Linked DNA regions of Homo sapiens: regions 1 and 3 are each linked to region 2. The links are chromatin contacts, found by Hi-C in ENCODE. All regions are on one chromosome and are shown on one strand. The core of a region is the stretch at or near the end of the contact, and the rest is flanking DNA. Distances in the headings are between cores, read along the strand shown. Region 1 holds the start of PREP (prolyl endopeptidase). Region 2 holds the start of FOXO3 (forkhead box O3). Region 3 holds the start of FYN (FYN proto-oncogene, Src family tyrosine kinase).

Region 1 (3,631 bases), core at 815-3,314, 3.2 Mb before region 2:
TCCAGACTGGGCCAGAGCTACATTCCCTTGGCCACGAGGCTTAGAGTTAGCATGAGTTGCTTAATGAGAAGGAACTGGAGTGTATTAAAATCCACAGTATACCCTTCCGAGTTGTTTATAATCTTTTAGACGTCTTCATAAAATCCTCACTTAAACCTTTCATGAAATATCAAACATAAATAAACAAACTGTAGGATTTAGGCACCCACAGTGGTGAAAAACTAACAAGTAACTCTAAAAACAAACTTAAAACTGCACTTATCAAACCACAGAATGGGTAATTCTTTATATTCTGATCCTCAAGAACCAGAACCAAGAGAGTCACCTGGCTTCCCATTACTAGTCTGGAACACTGCAGAGCTAGACTGTCACATGAATGAATGAATGAATGACAACATTCCTACTGCAGAAGCAAGTAAGCCCTATGGTCAGTCCAAATATTTCTCATATGAGAAAAAAGGCCCATAACAGGTAAAAGAGCTGCTAAAAGTCACCTAACTAGTGAATGACAGAACCAGAACTAGCGCTCTGGTCTTTTCATTTAGTCCAGCCTCTTTCTCCATTCCAGCAGGATCACTTTACTCCCATATTCAAAGGAAACAACCTTTAAACCACAGGAATAGAGCTTCTTGAGCTGTTAGGGTAAATTTAATAAGCAAGCAGCTGAGCAGACTGAGAAAACATGGTTACCAGATGGCCACTGGTCAAAGAAACCATGAATGAATGCATCAGTGTCACTTGGAAGTCTTAATTTAAAACAGTATGTCCTTTACTCCGAAGCGTCAGCACCCTTTACCCCAATGTAGCACGTGCTTTAAAGTAAACACTTTCTGGCATAAATTGGGAAAGTAAACAGAAAAACATTAAAACTGTATCACACAAATACATACTTATTCTGATTATATTTTAAGTAATCTGAGAAATGTAGCTATTAGTAAGAGAATCACGGCCACAACATGTGGATGCAATCCAGTTCCTAAGTCGTCAAATTCACGTTTACACAAAAAAGGTGTCTGCCCAGAATTCCGCCTACTGGATCTCAACAGTTACCTTGAGTTCATCTGCAGCTTAGGCAAATGGTGGTCAACTCCGCCACTAGACAAAACTTACTCATTCTGAAAAAGGTCAACCCCTCTCCCTTCTAAGACCTCCTCTCACCCTCTCTCAACTCCTTTTCTTGTTTAAGAAAACATGGATCAGCACGGCCACACTATGGGGTCACTGCTCCGCCTTCCCCATTTCTGTCCGGGTCTCTGGCATCCCCAGGGCCCAGTGCGCCTCATCCGACCTGGGACAGGGTAGGCGCTCAACACACCTTTTAAAATCGAACGAATATGCTTCAACTCTAAGGACTTTAAAGTGTAAGTTTTAAAAGTTTGTTTTCGTTTTTAAATGTGACATCACACACACACACACACACACACACACACAAACACACACACACACCCCAGCGGACACTTTCTCCTACCACCATATTTAAGCAAGAGGCTTCGCCAGTCAAAAAAGCAGTGACACCGTCTGTCTTCCCACTCCCTGAAGACACCCATTCTACCCGGGCGTCTGCCCTTGACCCCATTGATTCTAGGAAGCGGCCGGGCGGCGCTGCCCACAGGCTCCGCCGCCAGCACTAGCAGAGTGACCGCCCGCGGGACCCCAGCGCTGCAGAGGAGCCCCGCGCCCCCGGCCCAATTCTCCCAAACAAAGGCCGAGGGGGAGGGGAGGGACGCGGGGGTCGAAGGCCTACAGGAAGAGGAGCTGCGGGTGCCACGGGTCAGGCAGGCTGGGCACCTTTGCCCGGGAGCCCTCTGGGCGGAGGCAGAGATACTTACGGCGGTCTCGTCGCGGTACACGTCGGGGTACTGAAGGGACAGCATGGCCGGGGACAGGCAGGGGGCAGCGTGGAGGGGCGCGGGCTCCGGGAGCGGACCTGAGCTAGCCGGGCTGGCCGCGAGGCGCGGCTGGGGCGCAGGCAGCTGCGGGGCGGCCGGCGGCAGCGGGCGGCCGGCTCACGGCCAGAGCTAGCACAAACGGACTGGCGGCGCGGCGGCGAGGACGTGCAGAAAGCAGGAAGCCGCTGTCTGCGAGGCCGGGAGCCCCTCCCCGGCGGGCGGGCCCAGCGGCGGCGGCGGCGGCAAGAGGGAGCGGGCGGCACCGAGCGTGCGCTAAGGCCGGCGCACAGCTCCCTCTGCAGGATCGCCGGCCGCGCCCGCGCCGCCCGGGCGCACGGAGGAGCACGCCGGCTACGCGCTCGCCCACGCCCGGCCGCCCGCCCGTCCTCTGCGCCGGGGACAAGTCCTTCCACCGAGGCCGGGTCCCCGCGCCTTCCCTAGCGCCCTGCCTCTCTTTGGCCGCGCTCGCAGGACCGCCTGTAGGAGAGTGAAGCCCCAGGGTTTCCTTGCTGATGGAGTCCCCCACCTTCCCCAGCCTTCCTGTTCCCGGGCTGGTTACGGCGGCGAAGGGAGACCTTGCCTCTCCCCAGCCTTGGAAGCAGAGGGCTGGAGGTGGCCTTATGTCCACTGCCTGCGACTCTGGACTTGAAGGGAAGAAGTAATCGATCATGATGACCGTGAAAGAAACACGTCTCCCTTCATCCCAGGACCCCTGGTGGACACTGGGTGGTTTAGCATCCGGACTATGGAGATGCTTTGGAGGTGTTGGCAGGACTACGGTTGAGCCCTTATTTGATATTTACCGATTGAGAAAGAACCAAGATTAAGAGGCCTGGAACTCATCAGGGGTATTTTATTTATCCTGCCTTTTCCTCATTTCCTCTCCTGCTGTCATGCTTGTTTATTGAGCACCTACTGTTTATGGGAAGAAAAGATAATAGACAAGATACTTGACCTCAAACCCATGAAAATTTAATAGTTACATGTCATCATCCTCGGGCCAGCAGCGGTATGTGTTCTGGTCTTGCTTCCTGGACCACCCAGAAGAGACTTTATAGCCCCAGCCATCAGGGGTATAGTGTGTGCCCAGTGTGTTTTCTATCCCTGGCTTCCAAAAAGTCCTGGAAGAAAGAATAGGTGTGACCAGAAAGTCCTTCACCTCCGGAATCTAAGTGGATATGGTAACTATTATAAACTTGTGTCCTCCGTCTCTTTTGTGATATGGTCCCAATTCCATGCCTCACCCTTAGTTCACCATTTCTGTTCATAGTGATGTGTCATAATCATTTTCTGCATCTGATCCCAGATACCCCCTCCTGGGGCAATCTGAGAATCCTCAATTCTGGGAGAACTCACGCTATTGATAACAAACTTTGTGCAAACACGGGGGCATAGCCCACTACAGCCCAGAAGTCCCAATTCCAGTTCCCACCTCGTGCCTTCCCTGGCTGTCACCTGACGCAGGGACTGGCAGGCATTGTCTCCTCCTTCTGCCACTGTGAGGGATTTTTTAAAGAGCAACCCAGGAGCACTTGACCCAGCAGACCCCCTAATGATAATATTAATGCTTATGGAGTGTTTTTTTCAGTGTATCAGGAAACTATCTAGAACTAATGTCCCTATTTTATAGTTAAGGAAAACGGGCTGACTTTTGCCCAGGACTTCACAAAAAGTGAAAAAGTAGAGCCAGGATTCCAACCTAGGTCTCTCCAATACCAATGCTCATTCTTAACCACTCTGAC
Region 2 (3,614 bases), core at 217-2,716:
TCCTCTCCCCACTTCTTCCTCCTCTCCTCCCTTCTCCCCCCTTCTCCCTCCTCTCCCGGGCCAGCGCCGCGCTTTGTTGTCGTTGAGACTCTCGGGAGGGAGGAGGAGCCCAGCGGGGACAGCAGCGGGAGCCCGCCGAGTCCCGGCCCACGGCGCGCGCCCGGACACCCACGCCCGCAGCCCCGCGGAGCCGGGCCGCGCAGGCGCGCGCGAGCTCACACACGCGCACTCACACACGCACGCCCGCCGCGCGCCCGGCCCGCCGCCCAGCCCGCCGCCCAGCCCTCCCCCTGGGCGGGGACCCGCCCGCCGTCAGCCTAGGTTGAGGCGCCCTGCGTGTGTCTATAACTTTGTGCTGCTGCCGCGGCCGCCCTGCTCGTGGAAGGGAGGAGGAGGAATGTGGAAGGTGGCGGCGCGCGAGCTGACAGGCGGTTCCTCGGGCGGGCTGCGGCGACGGCCCGAGCGCTTCTCCTTCGCCGAGGTTGCGCGCCCCCTCCTCGCCGTGCCCCGGGCCCGCGCGGGATCGTGCGTCGTCCCGCCGCGTCCCTGAAGGGAAGGAAGCGAGGTAGGCGCCGGAGCCGTGCAGCGGGCGGCCGCCTTCCCGGTGACTCCGGATCTGCTTCCGAGCTGGGCCGGGCGCTTCCCTTTCCCCTCCCTGAGCCGCGGTGTGCGCGCCCCCCTTCTCGCCCGCTAGTGTTTTTAAAGGACTCGGGAAGGGGGAAACTGTCAAGATGGCAGCAGCGGGAGCAAGGAGGTGATGAACGTGCTGGTCCGGGTTTTCTAGCAGCCCGGGAGACTTGGCGCTTCCCGACCTGTTGGAAGATTTATGTTCCGACTCGCTCCCTCCCCCGGATCCCGACTGGGAAGGGGGCGGAGGGGACGACGTCCGCGAGAATGCAAACCACACAAAACCCCGAAGTGGCCGTCCCCGCCGGGCTCGAACCTCTGCGAACACCCGCTGGGCTGCTGCTCCCCCTTCTTTCTGTCTTTCCTTTATTTTTTGGAAGTGACAAGGGCCCATCTGCGCCCAGACCCCCGTTCGCCCTCTGGCCCGCGGGCGAAGAGGGGAGAGGGAGCTGCCCGCGCAGTCCCCGGGCTCGGGCCATTCGACCGGGTGGGGGGTGACGGGGGGTCGCGGAGGCGGCCAGGCTAGGAAAGGGGAGAAGAGCCGAAGACAGCACAGACTTGAGCGGCGGCGCCGCGGGAGGCACTAGAGCGGGCCCGAGCGAAACATAAACAAACGCACGCACACCCGAGCTCGGGCTCTGACCGCGGCTCGGCTGCGCCAGCTCCGGCCGCTGCCCGCTTTAAAGGCGCGGCCGCCCCTCCCCCGGGCGCCCCTCCCCCTTCTCCCCGCCCCGCCGCCTAGCCCGGGAGGGACCTGCGGCTGGGCGGCGGGGGGAGGGGGCTGCCCCGCGCGAGGCCGTCGATTCGCTCGCGGCTCCATCGCGGCCTGGCCGGGGGGCGGTGTCTGCTGCGCCAGGTTCGCTGGCCGCACGTCTTCAGGTCCTCCTGTTCCTGGGAGGCGGGCGCGGCAGGACTGGGAGGTGGCGGCAGCGGGCGAGGACTCGCCGAGGACGGGGCTCCGGCCCGGGATAACCAACTCTCCTTCTCTCTTCTTTGGTGCTTCCCCAGGCGGCGGCGGCGGCGCCCGGGAGCCGGAGCCTTCGCGGCGTCCACGTCCCTCCCCCGCTGCACCCCGCCCCGGCGCGAGAGGAGAGCGCGAGAGCCCCAGCCGCGGGCGGGCGGGCGGCGAAGATGGCAGAGGCACCGGCTTCCCCGGCCCCGCTCTCTCCGCTCGAAGTGGAGCTGGACCCGGAGTTCGAGCCCCAGAGCCGTCCGCGATCCTGTACGTGGCCCCTGCAAAGGCCGGAGCTCCAAGCGAGCCCTGCCAAGCCCTCGGGGGAGACGGCCGCCGACTCCATGATCCCCGAGGAGGAGGACGATGAAGACGACGAGGACGGCGGGGGACGGGCCGGCTCGGCCATGGCGATCGGCGGCGGCGGCGGGAGCGGCACGCTGGGCTCCGGGCTGCTCCTTGAGGACTCGGCCCGGGTGCTGGCACCCGGAGGGCAAGACCCCGGGTCTGGGCCAGCCACCGCGGCGGGCGGGCTGAGCGGGGGTACACAGGCGCTGCTGCAGCCTCAGCAACCGCTGCCACCGCCGCAGCCGGGGGCGGCTGGGGGCTCCGGGCAGCCGAGGAAATGTTCGTCGCGGCGGAACGCCTGGGGAAACCTGTCCTACGCGGACCTGATCACCCGCGCCATCGAGAGCTCCCCGGACAAACGGCTCACTCTGTCCCAGATCTACGAGTGGATGGTGCGTTGCGTGCCCTACTTCAAGGATAAGGGCGACAGCAACAGCTCTGCCGGCTGGAAGGTGCGTACCCACCCCGGGCTGGCAGCAGGACCCGCCGGGCCTCCTGCGCAGCGCGAGACGCGTCTCGGATTCGTCGGAGTGCGCTTGCGGGCTCCAGGGCAAGGGGTTGGCAGGGGGAGCCTCCGCTGCGAGGCTTTGGGGGTTATCTTTGATCCCCGGAGTCGGGGCACCTGGGGACGGTCTCGGAGGGGTGAATGAGGCTCCCCAGAAGCTTGGGGCATGGCCAGGTGAGGAGAGGGGGCAGGGGACGCCGGCGAGGGAAGGGCGAACGGACAGGAGTACATTTGCTGGATTCTCCGGACAGCACCGAGGAGGTAGGTCCGCAGCCAACTTTGGAGTAGAGTTTACCGTAGTGGGGGTCTGGTGCGGGCGCTGTGGCTGGAGTGAGAGGTGTGGGGGTGTTTGGGACGCAGTGTCTGGAGGAGGGGTTGGATGTGTGGTTTCCAGTCTGTCGCAGGAGCATGTTGCGTCGTCACTAGCTGAATGAGAACCTTCGGGTCCAAGTTTCAGCTTGTGGGTGTTAACACCTACAGGCACATCGATCCGATTAGAAAAAGCAGTGGTTGCAAACCTTTTCCTGGACGGCTTCCTTTCCTTGCCTATATTGATACCTTTTCTTCTCGGAGATGTCGCTCCAGTAAACCTGCTTCTGACTAGCTGCTTCTGAAATGTTCTGGGGCCTCGAACCGGCCGGTCTGGCCACCTCAATCCAGACTGGCTGCACCCGCTGCTCCCGCCGAGGCCTGGATTCAGGCACTGTTTGAGGGAAGGGCTCTGGTGTGGGGGACGCGGGGCCTGCGCTTCATTCACTCTGGCGTTTGGGAGGAGGTTTGGGGGCTGGGCCGGGCCGTAATGGCTTCTACCTGTAAATGAACCCGAAGAGAGACTCTCTACCGTTCCTTATCATCCTCTTGGGGCACGGGACACGTGGTAGGGAGAGAGGTGTGGAAAGGCCTATGATGTAATGACTTCCTGCAGTTGGGTATCCAAAGAGATTAACTCCTCTGCCCCTGCTGGGCTGCTGATATCCAGCTGCTTTCCTCTTCCTAGGCACCTCCCTGGCCCCTTCCCCCAAGACAGTGTGTGTCAGTACCAGGCCAAAGAGTCCTGTGCGATTGGAGATATACATCTCTTATCAGCTGCCCATATTTGCAATTTAGCTTAGATTTTTTTTTGTTTTGTTTTATGTAAAAGAAGTAGTTGCTTCCTCCTTCCCTTTCTTCATTGTCATTGGG
Region 3 (3,980 bases), core at 105-2,604, 3.3 Mb after region 2:
TGTGTGATTTATTGGGGGAAGGAGGGGCAAGAAGGGTGATTTTATTATCCCTCTTCCCAGTGAGTCCCAGCACATCTCTGCTGGGCCCAAGCTCGGTGGCCTCCTTCTGGCCCAGTCCCCTCCGCCTGTGGCCGCAGAGATAACAGAGGGGAGGAGCCCAAACAAAAACAGCCATGGATCTAGGGAAGTAGAGAGGAAATCCAGCGAGGGAGCCGGAAAGGAAGGAGAAAAGAGCTGGAGGGAGCAGAGGGGTGGGGGACAGAGGAAGAGGAGGGAAGGCTCCAGCACAGGGGAAAGGGGAAGGGTGGGTGGGTGGTGGCACAGGAAGAGTGAAGGGGAGGATGGGGGAAGTGCAAGGGAGGTGCCAGAAATAGGCAGGAGGATGGGTTGGAGAAGGCGACCGCCGCCGAGGGAGGAGGCCGAGAGGTGGAGGAGTGGGGCAGGGGTTGGGTGGGGAGGGAAGCAGCACGGGGCATCAATTATTAAGTGATTACATCATCCCTGACATTAAAACAACACACACAGCCCCAGTCCCCGCGGGGGGCCCCAAAAGGAGGGCGGGGGCGGAGTCTGGGCCAGCCTCGCCCCCAAGCCAATTCCCATTTTCACCCGGCGCCCGCTTGCGGGCGAGGAAATGGGGTCCCCATCCCCGCGCTGCCTCGGGGCCGCACCCCGCAGGGGTGTCCTCCGGTGCAACCGCGGGAAGACCCCAAGCACCGACTCCCCGGCAGCCCCGCGGAGCGCCCTGGCGGCCAAGGGACCGCAGCACCGGGCCCTGCGGCGGGGGCGGCGTGCGCGGGGGCGCCGGCGGCCGGGCTTCTCCGCAGCATCCCCGAGGCCTCCCGCGACGCATCCCCGCCGCCTGCTTACCTGCGCGGCGCTGAGGCTCCGGAGCCCACTCACATGGTCCTCTCCCCGCCCTCCTCCGGCGCGGCCGAGGCGGCTCCGGGGGGTCCCCGGCGGGCCCGGGAGCCGGTGGGCCTTCCGAGAGCACCGAGGGGGCGGCGCCGGGGTGTCCCCGGCCCGGCGGCCGAATCCCTCCCTGGCGCGGGCGGCGGCCGCCGGGCGGTGCGGCGCGGGCGGCGGCTTTGTGTGCGCCCGGGCGGTCCTCGGTGCGCTGGGAGAAGCGCGGCGCGCCCGGGCGGGAGAGGACGCGCCGCTCGCACAACAACCTCGCCTCTACTCTCGCCGCCGGGCGGCGGGCGGGTCTCGAAGGCCTTCGGCTCGCGGCGACCCCTCCTCCTCGCCCGCGGCAGCCCCCTCCTCGCCGGCTCCGCTCCTGACAGATGGCGCAACTGCAACGACGCGCCGCCGCCACCAGCGCGGCTGCTCGCTGCTACTCTTGCTGATGCTCTGCCCCTCCAGCTCCGGAGGGGAGCGAGGAGGGGGCGGGGCGCGCCTCGAGAGTGACAGGCCCGGCTGCCCTATCAAAGAGCCCCTTGGGAGCTGCGAGCCGCAACCATTGGCGCCTGGGGCGTGGGCGGGACGGCAGTAGGTGGGGCCGCCGAGTGGGTTGAGCGTTACTGTGGCAGCGGGCATCCCAGGGTGCGTGCGGTGCAGGGTGTGCAAGAAAATGCGAGGTTGGAGGAGGAGGTCTGTGTGTTTTTAAGGATTGTGTGGAGTTGTGAGGTGGCGGAGTAGGGCGGGAGAAAGAGCGGAGAGTGTGAACTGCAGTTTCCGCTTTGCGGAAGGTTGCAGCTGCTGCTGCAGATTGGCACCTGCCATTCCCCCAAAACCATGGGAAACTGCCTCGAGACAGGGCTATCTTGCCTTTCTGGTGTCTTTTCATTTGAGGGTGAGAGGATGAAATGGAAAATTGGGCGGTGATAGCAGCGTTTTCTTTGATCAAACTGAAAAGAGTACGGAGCAAAGTAGAATCCTGTCCTGAAACGTGGAAACGCACAACAAATAACAATGAGGAGGAGAAGGAGATTAGGATCATTTTATCAGTCCCCTATTTCTGCGGACACTCATTTATATTTTTTTTCTAGCAAAAGTCTGGAGGAAGTATTACTGAAATAGGGGGAGGGGCCAAGCGGCGACTAAGGAACCTGAAATGACAGAGATTTGTTCGTACATTCCCCGCCCCACCCCCAAAAAACCTCGTTTAATTGTAGTCATTGGTTGTCTTTGGTTTCTCATAACATTCAAACTTCTCATGTTTTTTTCCCCTTCACTGAATCTGAGCTTTTGCTCATATTTCCCTTGATGAAATAATTGCCGGTTTAGTATACAGTTGGGAGTGCATCGGTCTTTATTTCCTATCCAGCTTTTCTATGGCAGGATGTAACTTCATAAAAAGAAACACTTTGGCTTCCTGATTTTCTTTATAGGTAATTCCTGTTTACTGAAAGTTCTGCTTTAAGGCATACTCAGAATCGCTCTCCTTAATGATTTTGGCAAGAACCCTACCTTCCCCCTCAGCAAATCTAATGTTCTAAGAAATTATAAGTGAATCAGCTTCTGCTTCTGTGCTCAAAATCTATAATATTGCCTTTCCGGCCCACTACTTGTTTTTACTGTAGTTTAAAAAAATCTGTCCCTTTTGCTGACTTTTTTCTTTTTGTACACACTACTTTTTAAGAAAAGTTGCTAACATTTATTAAATGATCTGCATCCTATGGAGGAGGAAACTGAGGAAAAGAAAAGTTAAGTAACTAACTCAAGGTGACAGTATACAGAGGTTACTGGATTTTTTTCCTTTTCCTTAAACAAAATGACAAATTAAACCATGTTTAAATTGTGTCTGGAAATTCCATAATCCCAAGAAATGGAACCATAGCTAGGACTAGGATATTTCCATACAAGAGAAAGCCAGCTTCATTTAGCCAAGAATTGCTTATCTCAAGAGCAGAGGCTCTTCGTCCTCAGGGCTAGTCCGCAATGGCTGCTCTGGGTTTATTTGGATTGGGATGCAGAGGCAGTTGGGTAGAGCAATGGTTCTCAAACTTTGACATGTATCAGAAATAACTGAAGGGGCTTGCTTAAACATGAATTGCTGTGTTTAACCACCTGAGGTTCTGATTTAGGGGGTTTGGGATGGTGCCCAAGAATTTGCACATTTAGCAAGTTCCCAGGTGATGTTGATACAGCCAATCTGGAGACAGCACCTTGAGGACCATAGTTCTAGAATTGGGCTGTCCGAGGAGGTAGCCACTAGCCACATGACTGTTAAGTACTTGAAATGTACTTCAGTATTGGAAATTTGGCTACTGCAAATTAGGATGTGCTGTAAATGTAAAAGATGTATTAGATATTTCAGATCAAGCATGAAAAATGGAATGTAAAGTATCCCATTTTAATATTGATTACATGTTAAAATGATAGTCTAAATGTACTGTGCTAAATAAAACATTATTAGAGTTAATTAAATTGTTTCTTTTATTTTTTAAATGCGTCTACTAGAAAATTTTAAATAACCTATGTGGCTCAAGTTATATCTCTATCGGGCAGCACTGGTCTGGAGTTGTTTCTGATTCCAGCTCCACAGTTCACTGTTGGGAGCGCTTTGATGAAGCAAGTCGCTTATCCTTTTTGAACCTTAGTGTCCTCATACGTAAAATGGGAAAAATAGTAAAACTGTTCTCAAACTATTCCGGACAGACTAAGTGTCATATGCTCTCAAGAAAAAAACACTCTTAGGCTATATATCTCCTTGAAATCTCATGTTTAGTTCAATCTATCTTACGCTAAATCTGGAAATCTGGAGTAGGTGGGATAAGTCCTCTCTCTCTCTCTCTCTCTCTCTCTCCCTCTCTCCTCCTCTCTCTCTGTTTCTTCACGAGAAGTCACTTCTTAGTGTCTGCAACTGTAATAGCTTCTTGATCTAATTAGTGGACAAAGAGACAATGTGATTAAAATGACAGATTAACCTGCTCCCATCAAGACTTCATCCTGTTTTTTGTAATTCTTTGCTTACCTACTTTTTTATCTGTTGCCCGTCTTAAATGTAGCTTTAAATGGATTTGGACTCCTCAGGA

The links. A loop is a pair of places that touch in the nucleus more often than their neighbours do. Pooled maps may share reads with other maps.
Region 1: a loop to region 2 is called in a map of CD4-positive, alpha-beta T cell, with 13 times the contacts of the local background. The contact joins the promoter of PREP here to the promoter of FOXO3 in region 2. A Hi-C loop is called at or near these places in 2 of 168 maps with a recorded cell type or tissue (CD4-positive, alpha-beta T cell and naive thymus-derived CD4-positive, alpha-beta T cell) and 5 of 50 pooled maps.
Region 3: a map of CD8-positive, alpha-beta T cell shows a loop between it and region 2 (13-fold over the local background). The contact joins the promoter of FYN here to the promoter of FOXO3 in region 2. A Hi-C loop is called at or near these places in 2 of 168 maps with a recorded cell type or tissue (CD4-positive, alpha-beta memory T cell and CD8-positive, alpha-beta T cell) and 6 of 50 pooled maps.

What each region holds. Positions count from the first base shown.
Region 1 is chr6:105,401,018-105,404,648 of GRCh38, forward strand. It overlaps PREP (prolyl endopeptidase), which reads right to left and starts at 2,065. Exons shown (of 15, transcript NM_002726.5): 1 at 1,830-2,065. The coding sequence starts at 1,874. RefSeq lists a silencer at 1,773-2,342.
Region 2 is chr6:108,559,451-108,563,064 of GRCh38, forward strand. FOXO3 (forkhead box O3) reads left to right here and starts at 1,467. Exons shown (of 3, transcript NM_001455.4): 1 at 1,467-2,379. The coding sequence starts at 1,759. RefSeq lists silencers at 1-191, 232-301, 1,281-1,500 and enhancers at 1,944-2,444, 3,256-3,550.
Region 3 is chr6:111,872,098-111,876,077 of GRCh38, forward strand. FYN (FYN proto-oncogene, Src family tyrosine kinase) reads right to left here and starts at 1,355. Exons shown (of 14, transcript NM_002037.5): 1 at 871-1,355. It overlaps LOC102724646 (a long non-coding RNA gene), which reads left to right and starts at 1,355. Exons shown (of 3, transcript NR_168402.1): 1 at 1,355-1,593; 2 at 3,954-3,980. RefSeq lists silencers at 475-874, 1,025-1,274, 1,395-1,484 and an enhancer at 927-1,426.